Regions from separate parts of the Homo sapiens genome. Here region 2 is linked to region 1. A link is a contact called in ENCODE Hi-C or POLR2A ChIA-PET data. All regions are on one chromosome and are shown on one strand. The core of a region is the stretch at or near the end of the contact, and the rest is flanking DNA. Distances in the headings are between cores, read along the strand shown. Region 1 overlaps BNC2 (basonuclin zinc finger protein 2). Region 2 overlaps BNC2 (basonuclin zinc finger protein 2).

Region 1 (6,061 bases), core at 1,153-3,652:
ATCTTTCTTGTACCATCAAATCTACTCTCTTGAGTGTTCTTTTACAGAGCCTTTCACTACGGATTAATTTCTCAGGCTGAGCCTCAATCTGAGCAATGTACAGTCATATCTTCCCCAGGTTCTTCCAAGGTAGCCTGTACCTAAATCTACATGTCAGTGATATACTTATACAACTGGCAGCCTCTGGCATTAAAATGCACCTCAGAAACCATAGGAACTGATCAGTCCCACCTGAGGCATCTCATTTCCATCACCCTTTATCTTCTTTCTCCCTACAGTACAGAGCAGTCCCATATGGTTTCTCCTGGCCCACCACAATGCCCACTACTATTTCTAAAACCACTGCTTTTCAGATTGTCTTCTAGCGCTTAGTTGCTGTCTCTGCTAAAATGGAGTCTGTTACATTAAACCACTTGCTTCTGGTGAAAGAGATCCAGGTAAGTATGATTTAGAACTTTGCTAGTTCCTGAATCATAAAAGAGAAGCTTTATTTATAGTGGTAATAGAAGCAGCAATTTATATTTACACAGATAAACAACAAAGCATATTTGCAAACAAATAGACTTAAGAACGGGACACATAGCTCTATAACACCAAACTAGAGTCCCCTTGATAGTGCCATAGGTGTCCTTTCCAAAGAAGTCATCATTGGCTGCGCGTTGTGGCTCATGCCTATAATCCCGACATTTAGGAAGGCCAAGGTGGAAGATGGCTTAAGCCCTAGGCAACATGGCAAGACCCTGTCTACAAAAATTAAAAAACTAGCCAAGTGTGGTGGTCCGTGCCTATAGTCCTAGCTACTTGGGAGTTTGAGGTGGAAGGACTGCTTGAATCCAGGAGGTTGAAGCTGCAGTGAGCCATGATAGTGCCACTGCACTCCAGCCTGAGCAACAGAGCAAGACTGTCTCAAAAACCAAAAAATCATTATCAATTTGATCAAGATTATCTAATTCACCACATTTATAAATGGAGAGACTGCAACAAGAAACAAATTGATCTTACACAACCTAACAAGTGTGCAAGCTGGATGCTAAGAATGGCTAGCAGTTTTACTGTATCTTTGACTAACCTCGTTGAAGGGAGTTAGAAAGCATCAAAGGGAAAAAAGAAATGCCAAGTTTTTTTCTGAAGATCTTTGTGATAGAAATAAGTATGGTTTGGTGCTTTGATTCTGAATCACTAGTTTAAGAGTCTTCTGTGAAGGTAACGACCTCTATGCATGGTCTATATTGCTATTCAAAAATGGACCAATGTCAGTTGGATGGCTCTTTTCTTTTTTTAACTCATCTGGAACAAAAGTAACCATTTGGAAAATTTGGGACAAGTGGACACTGCTGCAACAACTAAAGGCATGATACATTTTTTTAGTCAATTTATTTTTATTGTATTTAACTTAAGTATTGGAAAAACTAGTCCTCCTTGCAAACAGTATAAATTGTCAAATAAACTTTACAAAAGTAAATTGGAGCTATAAAAAGAATTAGGTATTATCGTGGAATAAACACTAATAAAACAAAAATTCAGTCTGTTAGGCTAGGACGAAGATCCCAACTACCGACCAACTCATGCTGGGCCACTGGTCTTATGCATGAATAATATGTTAACATCAGAGTACATAACTGAACTCTTGGCCCTCCCTGCAATTTTGTAGCTGGTAAGTCAATTCTTTTAGGTTTTCCCATTTGTAACCAGAGTACAGTGACTTTTAACCCTTCAGGTTGAAAAATGTTATTGACAAAATGAGGATAATAAGATTTACCCTGTTAAGTTAAATGCGAGTTATTATCATAAGTGTTGATTTCCTGTGAAAATAACTGGCTATACTGTTAATTAAAAGATGAGTAACACCAAATAATATAGACTTATAAACCAGTTTTACTGGGTTCAGAAAAAGTATAAAAGACTTAAAATATTTACACCTACACATTTGAAATAAAAAGACTTCCTTTTGTTACTTCATTGGAACTGGTGATTATCACTTGTAGAAATCTGGCACCCTGTTCCTGTATGGCTCTGCCAAGTGACTTTTTAAAACTTTTTGTTGTAGGATCAAATGCATGGTTTAAATGGTTTTATCTGAGTCCTTTCCCACATCAAAGCACTTCAATGATTTATAGTTTTAAAATCAAAGTAAAATAAGGTTGATTGGTTTCCCTTATTGGGAAAGAGGGATAGTAGGGAAGGAACAGATGTGAAGAGATGGAAGAGAAACCAAATAAGGGGCTTTGGGATAATCAGACTGTCGAGGGACCTCAAGCTCAGTCCAACAAGGAGCCCACCTGTGTTCATGGCAGGCTACAACTCACATCACAGCATACAGGAAAACAACTGCTTTCTTTCTGTCCAAGAATGGAAGTGAGGAAGAAACACTGGACGCAGCACGGATCTAAGGCCTATGTGCTCCAGTAGTCAAATTGTTAAGAAATAAGCAGCCGGGCACGGTGACTCATGCCTGTAATCCCAGCAGTTTGGGAGGCAGAGGCAGGCGGATCACCTGGGGTCAGGAATTCAAGACCAGCCTGGCCAACACCATGAAAACCCGTCTCTACTAAAAATACAAAAAAATTAGCCAGGTGTGGCAGAGGGCACCTCTAACCCCAGCTACTCGGGAGGCTGAGGCATGAGAATCACTTGAACCCAGGAAGTGAAGGTTGCAGAGTGAGACTCTGTCAAAAAAAAAAAAAAAAAAAAGCAAAACAAGAAGCAAACAGTTTAAAAGACTCAATCATATGAACTTATTTTCAGTCAAGTTTAAGGTATAATTTAATGGAAAATACTAAAATGATTAGCTAAAAACTAAAAGTATTTCCCCCTTGATATAACTGTAGAGCTTTTAATTAAATGACACTGACCTGTAGGGACTGCTGACTACCTAAAACAAAATCAGAGGTTTGTGAGATATGTTTATTTTTTCATGTCTAGATTGGCACAGTGTGCTATCTTAAGAAATTATTTCATCATAACCACATTGGCAATTTATTTTCATAATCAGTTTCCTATTGTACTTTTCTATTCTTTTTCCTTCTGGGTTAATTCAAATATCAAAGCAAGAGAAACAGATTGGATAGAAAGTAGAGAAATTACCAAATTTCAAGCCTACCTAGCTTAAGTATTCCATTAGGTAAAATGAAACAGTAATTGCTGAATTAAAAATTGATGAAACAATGCTATGCAAAACTTAAATCATAAATTTTACCAGGTTTTCTAGATGTTCAAGTCTTAGGGGTAAAGAAATTGTGAGATATCTATACAATGGAATAGTACTGCACAATAAAAAGAACTAAGCTACCGACTACAACATGGACGACTCTTCAAAAGCATTATGCTAAGAATGAAAGACGTTAGACCCAAAGACATACATACGCTACTGTTCCAAGCATATGAAATTCTGGAAAAGGTAAGATTATGGGAACATAAAGTGGATTAGTAGTTGCCAGGGGAAAGGGACTGAGTGTAAAGCAACACTAGGGAACTTTTGGGGTGGTGAGAATGTTGTACACCATGATTGTGCTGAGGTTTTTATGGCCACATAGATTGTACACTTAAAATTGGCGGATTTTATTGTATGGAAAGTATACTTCAATGAAGTTAATTCAAAAAATTAAATCACGCAAATTGCTTGAACTCTCACACACATAACTCAACATGTACAGCTTTCCACTGTTTATAAGCCACCTTACTCCTTTCCTCCTGTATTACAGCACGGCCAAATCACAGGCACACATGCTCCCATTTGCTCCTATTAGTGGAATATGCAAGACAATCCACTGTGACATGGTGAGTCAACATGAAAACTCCTATTTATTTTTACCTAAAGGTGATTTTTTGCTAGTATCATTCATACACACACACACACAGAGTTTAGAAACAGCTTTACATATATATAAATGGGGGTACATGCTCACAAATTTTTACTAATGGGGTGTGTAATCATAAAACTATGGAGACTACCTCCCTACAGAGCTAACACCAATATATAGCAGGTATGTGCTATGCACACACACCTTCGCAGACACTCTGCAAGACACTGATAATCCGCCTTTGCTTGCCTACACCTGCCGGTGTGCTGACCTCTTGGTTAGGTGGACATGTATCAGAATGTGACCCAGAAATTAGGAGATATACCATCTAACTTCTGGATCACCTCAGGAGTGAGTGATAGGCTCAGACCATTATCTCAGGTAATATGAACAGGGGCATTCAACAAACTTCTAGCTAGGGGTCAGCAAATGGAAAACTCCTAGATCCCACATGTGGGTTGGAAAGAGGTGGCTCTGAGTGCTGAAAGCAGGAGTTTCAGGGAGATATTCTGTGGAAGAGAAACCTTTGAGCATTACAAACAGTTCTGAAGAAAACACTTATACATAATATGTGCAGTCCTCTTCTCTCTCATTCTCCCGCTATTTACCTGTTTTGTAACTGAGATGGGTCCATATGTAATAAGCAGATATTTCAACCTTAAATTGTCATTCTAAAGCCAGTATTTAAACCCTCAGTCAAAAAGTTTAACTGATCTGACTGCTCCCTACTATTTCAGAGTCATTTTTTCCCTTTTTTGTTAGATTATGTTTATCTCTCTAATTTATAAGACTTGGCTTTCCAAAGTGTGCATGGATCAATGTTGTGTGTCTATGTGCCTGCAAGTGTGTAAGTATGAGCAGGCAAGATGGGGAGAAGAATAAAAATGGCCACACAAAAAAAATTCTCATTGAAAACAATAGATTCTGGGAAGCATTTAGGGAAATTTTTCAAGCAATGTTTTGATAATTTCTGAGAAACACTTAAAATCGTGGAAAAAGAACTTGGCATGTTTATTTGTTTTAGCAGATTTACATTAAACACATATTTCTTGCTGGGCACTGACGGAGGAAGATGCACCGCTAGCATACACAATATACATCAGAGCACTTTGCTTGTGTAAGTAAACAAAATTACACCATTCTCTATTCACACAAAGCTCTTTTATGTGACTGTGCTTTTCCAGAACTTCGGGCTAATGTTTCTAGGAGGCCAGCTGGAACAACTGTAATATTTGTAGGCAGAATGAAACATACTCATTCATATCACGGTTGTATGTACCAAATGGTTCAAATTAGAACTTTTTTTTTTTTAAATCAACATTTGTTTTGGGTAACGAAAGCCCTACTCAATTTTCATGATTTGGAAATTTGTATTTTGCAGAATTTCTCAACAGCATCCCTTTACCTTCAAAATACAATGCTGACCAATCACATCCCTACTCTCCTCTCTAGGACAGGGATGCCCCATGAGTGAGAGTCTTCAGGGTGTGGCATGGGCAGAAAGAATGATTTCGAAATAAAAATTCAGACTGGACTTTACTTGTTAACATTGACCTATGTGAACAAATATGCTTTCCTCATCCACCCCAAACTGCCTTTGTCATGAAGTAAGTATGCAAACATTAGAGATAGGTGTATACCAGCTTGCTGTGATTACACAGCTAATGCTACATTCAGTTCATCCAGATAATAAAGGACTTAATTTGAAATATCTTTCCTATTCTTCCTCTGCCCAAGGGGAAATGAATGCTACAGGAATATCCACCATTAGTTAGAATGTTGGGGCTCTCAGAAAACTTTGTATTAAAGAAGTTCCCATCAAGATAAATAACTTATTAGTCTTTGTTAGCTGACATGCTAACATTAACATTAAATCTTCTTTCTGTAAACACTGACTGCATATAAAGATTGATACTTTAAAGGAGTTACTCATTACACACATGTGCATGTACACAAACACACACAGGAATACAGAAACTACTGACCTTGGCTCACTCTTATTATATACTACTCTCATTATAAATCACTCTTATTATAGCATTCAAAGTGCTTCAACTTAGCGAATGGTGATATAATGAGGTGAGGTATATCAAACTACTAGCAAAAAAAAAGTACATAGTCAAAAGAATGCCTCTCCTTGGATTAAAGTGGAAGTTTGAGGAGCATGGCCCTTGACTCTAGTTTTTAGAAGGAAGAAGCAACATGATAATTTTATGTGACTTTGAAGTAGTGGCTTTGATATATTTCCCAGTATACAAATA
Region 2 (6,037 bases), core at 1,715-4,214, 62 kb after region 1:
CATTCTAGCCTGGGCGACAGAGCAAGACTCTGTCTCTAACAACAAAAAGAAGTTTCTAAAAAGTTTTGAATATAGGATTGGGTTAATTTTTTTTTTTAACACAGGCTTTCCCAAACTTATCAGATCTTTGTAACTTTTAAAGCACAACAGTTACTAACATTCCATAGAATAAATGGTTTTGGGATACCCTTGGGGACACTAGTTTAGACACATTTCCACACTGTTTTGTTTTGTCTTTTTTCCCCCCCTCTTACTTCTTCTTGGGGTGAATGGCTTACTTGAAGAATATCATTCTGCACTTAGCTTTCTGTCTGCTCAGATTTAGAGTCAAGGTCTTCCACAGGTCTGAGGAAGCCACAGAATCATGTAGGAAAGCTATACAAAGTCATAGCCAGAATTGCAGGAAAATCATACTTTACATAAAAATATAAAGATGTTCCATTTCAAAAGATTGTATCAACAGTAAGATTTATTCTGCTGAAAAGAAAGTCTGTGAATTGGTATACAGGCTTTTACTTGATGAAGAGATGGGGTTAATCCCACAGAGGGCAAAACAAAGGCATAAATATCAGAAGGTGGTTTCATGTGGCCTCATGAAGTACCTAAAGGAAGAGCTACAACAAGCGTATTCTAATCTACCCTAGATTTATGGGATTGTAACTCAATCAATGAAAGCGTACCAAGACTTTCCAAAAGCACATGGAAGTTAAATGAATTCATGACAGTTAAATGAATTGTCTCTTGCCCTGAGATAAATTTTCACATGAAGAAGAGAAATTGCGCACAGTTTGCTACAGAGAGTATTTGAAAGAAAAACAGAAAAGAATATAAGAGGAAAAACATTTTTAAAGTGTAATATATATGGTTTACCACCCTCCTCCAGCCCCCTCCCACAATTTTGTCCCAAAACGTTACAACAAACATCATTTCTAAGGAACTCTGGGTATAGCCAAGAACGAGGATATTTTGAGGGTCAAAAAACAAAGCAGAATATCATTCTTCCTGGGCCAAGCTCCAAACACTATACCACGGATGTGCAGAAGGAGACAAATTAACAATCCTGTGCCTACTCTAATTCATGCCCTCACAATCCATCTAACTTTTTTTTTACTCATTTTTGTTTCCCTAAGAATTTTTTTTTCTAAATCAAAAATACAAAATACATGGGCCCAAAGGCAGTGAGGAAAGGGGAGAGGACATTCATGTTTCAGTCAACATCAGGAAATACAGTCACTCGTTGAGAACTAGGTCTCTAATCATATGGTGATAGGACAAATTCAAGAAATAGGAAAATGGGGTCAAGCAGTCTCTCAAAAAAATCTGATTAATGATAATCTGGAAGAGTGGACCTAAATAAGGCATATCTCAACTTTTTACTATCACTGATATCCACAGACATGACAATGTTTACTCAAGTTTTTCTTTGTCACCAGAATGTTATAAATATATATGGATATACAAACTACAAATCAATAACACCTTTATAAATACCTTAAGGACCATTATTTAGCAATTATGTGGGCCTCTTCATGTGCCAACACAATACACTTTTCAACATGCCAATAAACCCATTAAACATATTTATGGTGATAGTTATTAAGTTCAAGAGGTTTTATCCAGGAATTATAGTTCAGTAAGAAAAATAACCTTGTAGTGAATCAGAAAACATACTTATTCTAGTCAAGAAATGAATATACTCTGATCTTATAAACATACCCAGCACCTACAGGCAAGTCGGAATCCATATGGCAAATTTAAGCAAAAACACATCACCTGCACCTACTAGATGTCATCTTAGCAACAGCACCCATTTATCTAAGTCATAGTTTCCTCATCTGCGAAATAAGGATTATTTTCCTACACTGTATGTGAAAATGCTTATAAAGATAAGTAATCATGTTCCAAAAAAAGTAGTTAGTCATACCATTTACTGAGAATCAAACTTCTTAAAGTTTGGAATAATACATGTATTCCAGAATGAATACATGTATTAATACATGTATTCCAGAATGAATACATGTATTAATACATGTATTCCAGAATCCAAGTCCACATATTCTGAAATAATTGTCTTCCTCTCTCACAATTATATCTATTCCAAATGATACAAGATGCTTCATGAACCTCTGTGACATACTGACTCCCAAAATAGACTGGTTAATAACTTTGCTTTTTCCCTGAATTCAGATTAAAATGTAAACTCTTAAATAAAGTAGACCCTGAAAGCTGCAAGAAAGATACAGACCCTCCAAATACTGGAGATCAGTCAAGATTTGATAAATTCCATTATCTCTAGATCTTCTGTAAAAAACTAGAAATAAATAAATAAAAATTTCAATACTAAAAATGTGTTCTCATCCTGCGCTAACAAATTAGAACTGTGGAACCAGCCAGGCACAGTAGGACATGCCTATAGTCCCAGCTACTGAGGAAGCTGAGGCGGCAGGATCACTTGAGGCCAGCTGTTCGAGGTTGCAGTGTGCCATGACCGCACCTGTGAACAGCCACTCCACTCCAGCATGGGCAACACAGCAAGACCTCATCTCTTAAAAAACAAAAAACCCCACAAAACTGTGGGACCATGTAATGGTTACAAGAAGCTCAAATTCTAGGTAACATTATTTTAAACAGTGTCATCTTTGGAATTTCTTTATCATGTAGTAGGTAAAAGAGAAGACTATGAAGTCAACTGTCCAGGTTTGAAACACAACTATCTGCCACTCACAACGTAAGTTGAGGCAATACTGCTAACTTTTCTGAGCCTTGTTTCCCTCATCTGTAAAATGGAAAGAACAGAACCTATCTTCTGGGAAGATAAATGAGATAAAATGTATAAATGAGATAAAATGTATAAAAGAGATGCAGCACAGAACTCAGAAATAATTATAACTGTCAAGTCAGTGCTATCCTGCCTGAGTAGCAAATCACATCCCACACCATGCCACTGCAATTTTCCAGTAACAGTCACCACTGCTTGGGGCCCAGTACTGACATTTTTTGCTCTAATCTTTGTTTATAGAAGGAGTAAATAATCGAAACAAAGAACATTCCAGTATGCAGTGCTGATGGTTACACGATAAGGCAGGGCCAGGCACCAACACTAAGACTGGCTATCTATGAAGGTGAAAACACATAACTTTGATAATGAAGCTGTCTCCTGATTTATAGAAGCTAGGCTGTCTTAACTCTTGGGATTCAGAGCCAACCAAGGTCTGGAGAAAACTCTGCCTGGAGGGAGAGAGCCAAATATGCAGCCAGGATTTAAAGAGAGAAGATTTTAAGCTTGAAACACTAAAGCTGTTCTAAAAGAAAATAGTGCTTTAAGTTTACAGAGAAAACTTTTTAAAAGAGAATCAGAAAGATTCTGAGTCCTTATCAGTAACAGTTAAAGACAAAAAAAAATCATATATAGTTCCCTCTCCTAAATTCATCCATTAATCACAGTGCTAAGAACTTCAATCAGGTGATTTGAATTTCATGTTAGCATTCGTAATAATATTAACACCCCAAGCAGAACAAGTCAGTTTCTGAAGCTGTAAGGCCAGAGTCTCATTTTAGCACATTTGTAGGACAGTCACAGGTACACAAAGTCGCATTAACCACATTTACAATCTCTTTCAAAAATTCTGGAGTACAGCAACCAGAAACACTTCCTCAAATAAAAAGCATAATTGTAGCTTTCTGGAAGCTCTTTTCACTTTTAGTCCAAAGACTTAGTAAGAAGTGGACTCTGAAAAGCCAGTTGACGAAACTGGCACAGACACTGGGCCATGAAAGCTTTTAAAAATCTATCGCAAACTTTTCCCATTAAAACTTGGATGGAAATTGTAGAAAAGTTTTTACCTTTTTAATGGTCAAGTGTAGGTTAAAAAAAATACTGAGTTCCACAAACTTTTTACAGGCATAACAAGTTTTTAGAAAAGTCACAAAAATACTTATGTGAGAGTAGACGAAGGCCACCCACTCGGCTCTGGATGAGACCTCAAAAGACCTTCAGGAAGACAACCATTATTTGTCAAGGAAAGTCCTGGATATAACTAGCTTCTTTCCTGTGACTCTTCTTAATCCCACGCTTAAGTGAAATTATCTGCTGTTTCCTAAATAGGTCTCATGATTTTCTGACCCTGTGTCATCTGGCAAGTTGAAATTTTATCTACCCTTACTGGATCAGATAAAGTACACTTCTCTCTCTCTCTCTCCTCTTTTTTTTTTTTTTTTTTTTTTTTTTTTTTTGACGGAATCTCACCTTGTCGCCCAGGCTTGGAATGCAATGGTGCAATCTCAGCTCACTGCAACCTCCACCTCCTTGCTTCAAACGATTCTCCTGCCTCAGCCTCCCGAGTAGCTGGGATTACAGTCACCCGCCACCACACCCAGCTAATTTTTGTATTTTTAGTTGAGACGGGGTTTCACCATGTTGGCCAGGCTGTTTGTTTGGTTTTTTTTGTTTGTTTGTTTGTTTGGAGTTTTGCTCTTGTCACCCAGGCTGGAGTGCAGTGGTGCAATCTGGGCTCACTGCCTCCTCTGCCTCCTGGGTTCAAGTGATGCTCCTGCCTCAGCCTCCCGAGTAGCTAGGATTACAGGCACATGCCACCACACTCGGCTAATTTTTGTATTTTTAGTAAGAGACAAGGTTTCACACCACATTGACCAGGCTGGTCTTGAACTCCTGACCTCAGTGATCTGCCCACCTCAGCCTCCCAAAGGGCTGGGATTACAGGCATGAGCCACCAAGCCCAGCCTACACTTCTCTATAAGGCCCGCCTGACCTTCTGGAATAAAAGGAACCTTTCCTACTTTCAAAAACTTCTACAGCACTTTATATCTAGACATCTCATATTGTACATAGTATTTTCTACCAAACAGTGCAGTTATTAATAGAGAAATCTCATCTTTCTCCCTTGTCTACAAGCCTTTTGAGGGCAGTGTGTCCATTTGCTTTTTTTTTTTTTTTTTTTTTTTTTGAGACGGAGTCTCGTTCTGTCGCCCATACCGGAGTGTGGAGTGCAGTGGCTTGATCTTGGCTCAGCCTACGCCTCCTGGGTTCAAACGATTCTCCTGCCTCAGCCTCCCAAGTAGCTGAGGCTACAGGCGCATGCCCCCACACCTAGCTCATTTTTTTCCTTTGGTTTTTTGAGACGAAGTCTCACTCTGTTGCCCAAGCTGGAGTGCAGTGACACAATTTCAGCTTACTGCAACCTCCACCTCCCGGGTTCAAGCGATTCTCCTGCCTCAGCCTCCTGAGTAGCTGGGACTACAGGCACGCACCACCATGCCTGGCTAATTTTTGTATTTTTAGTAGAGACAGGGTTTCATTATGTTGGCCAGGTTGGTCTTGAACTCCTGACCTTGTGATCCGCCTGCCTTGGCTTCCCAAAGTGCTGGGATTACAGGTGCGAGCCACCGCGCCTGGCCTATTTCCTTCTTCTACGCTTCCATTCAACAACTTGCTCATATAGTAGGTCCATAATAAACACTTAGTAATAAATAAATGAACCTTAATTACACATAGCACTAGTACAAACCCAAATATAATTGAGAATATTCTCCCACTTGCTTAAAGCGGCCAAACTATTGAGAACATTCCAAAATAGAGTTAAATGGAACAGTACATAACAATCGTTCATTATTATAATACTTCACTACCAATGAGAATGCAAATTACAGAAAATTTTAGTCATTGAGTATTGATGACCTATCAAGCATTTTACTAGGCACAGAGTATAAGAAGATAAGCAAGAAATACTTTCTCTGCCACAAGGAATTTGAAGTCTAGTGAGAGAGATAAAACAGGTAACAACAGCATATAAAGTTTAAGTACTGCAACAAAGGTCCGCATTGCTTCTTTGTCCATAATTCAACACACTAACAAATTTTAAGATTCTGCTATAAACCCTAAAAGGAGACTTACTTATTCTGCTCCATAGGTCCTCAGGACTTCTGGTCAAAGACATCTTGGACTTGATCATCGCGGACATTTCCAACACATCAGTCAACTCTTAAACAGGTTTTGGTATGTAGAATTCTTGCCACATAC

What was found. Hi-C counts contacts between places; a loop is a spot of excess contacts on that map. ChIA-PET counts read pairs that join two places held with the same protein, here RNA polymerase II (POLR2A).
Region 2: a map of B cell shows a loop between it and region 1 (5-fold over the local background). The contact joins two enhancer-like sites. A Hi-C loop is called at or near these places in 4 of 168 maps with a recorded cell type or tissue (B cell, heart right ventricle, psoas muscle and 1 more). POLR2A ChIA-PET finds 5 or more read pairs at or near these places in 2 of 52 experiments (HEK293 and PC-9).

Annotation. Positions count from the first base shown.
Region 1 is chr9:16,440,394-16,446,454 of GRCh38, forward strand. The region is part of intron 5 of BNC2 (basonuclin zinc finger protein 2); the gene reads right to left. Among named protein-coding and RNA genes, the nearest start is that of LINC03041, 170 kb to the left of the region's middle. Within about 2 kb of position 2,403, at least 4 of the 41 ENCODE cell types and tissues checked have a DNase peak (open chromatin) inside an H3K27ac peak, as active enhancers do; they include PC-9, where a contact is called at or near this core.
Region 2 is chr9:16,502,312-16,508,348 of GRCh38, forward strand. All of the region lies in intron 5 of BNC2 (basonuclin zinc finger protein 2), which reads right to left. Among named protein-coding and RNA genes, the nearest start is that of BNC2-AS1, 220 kb to the right of the region's middle. Within about 2 kb of position 2,965, at least 3 of the 41 ENCODE cell types and tissues checked have a DNase peak (open chromatin) inside an H3K27ac peak, as active enhancers do; they include PC-9, where a contact is called at or near this core.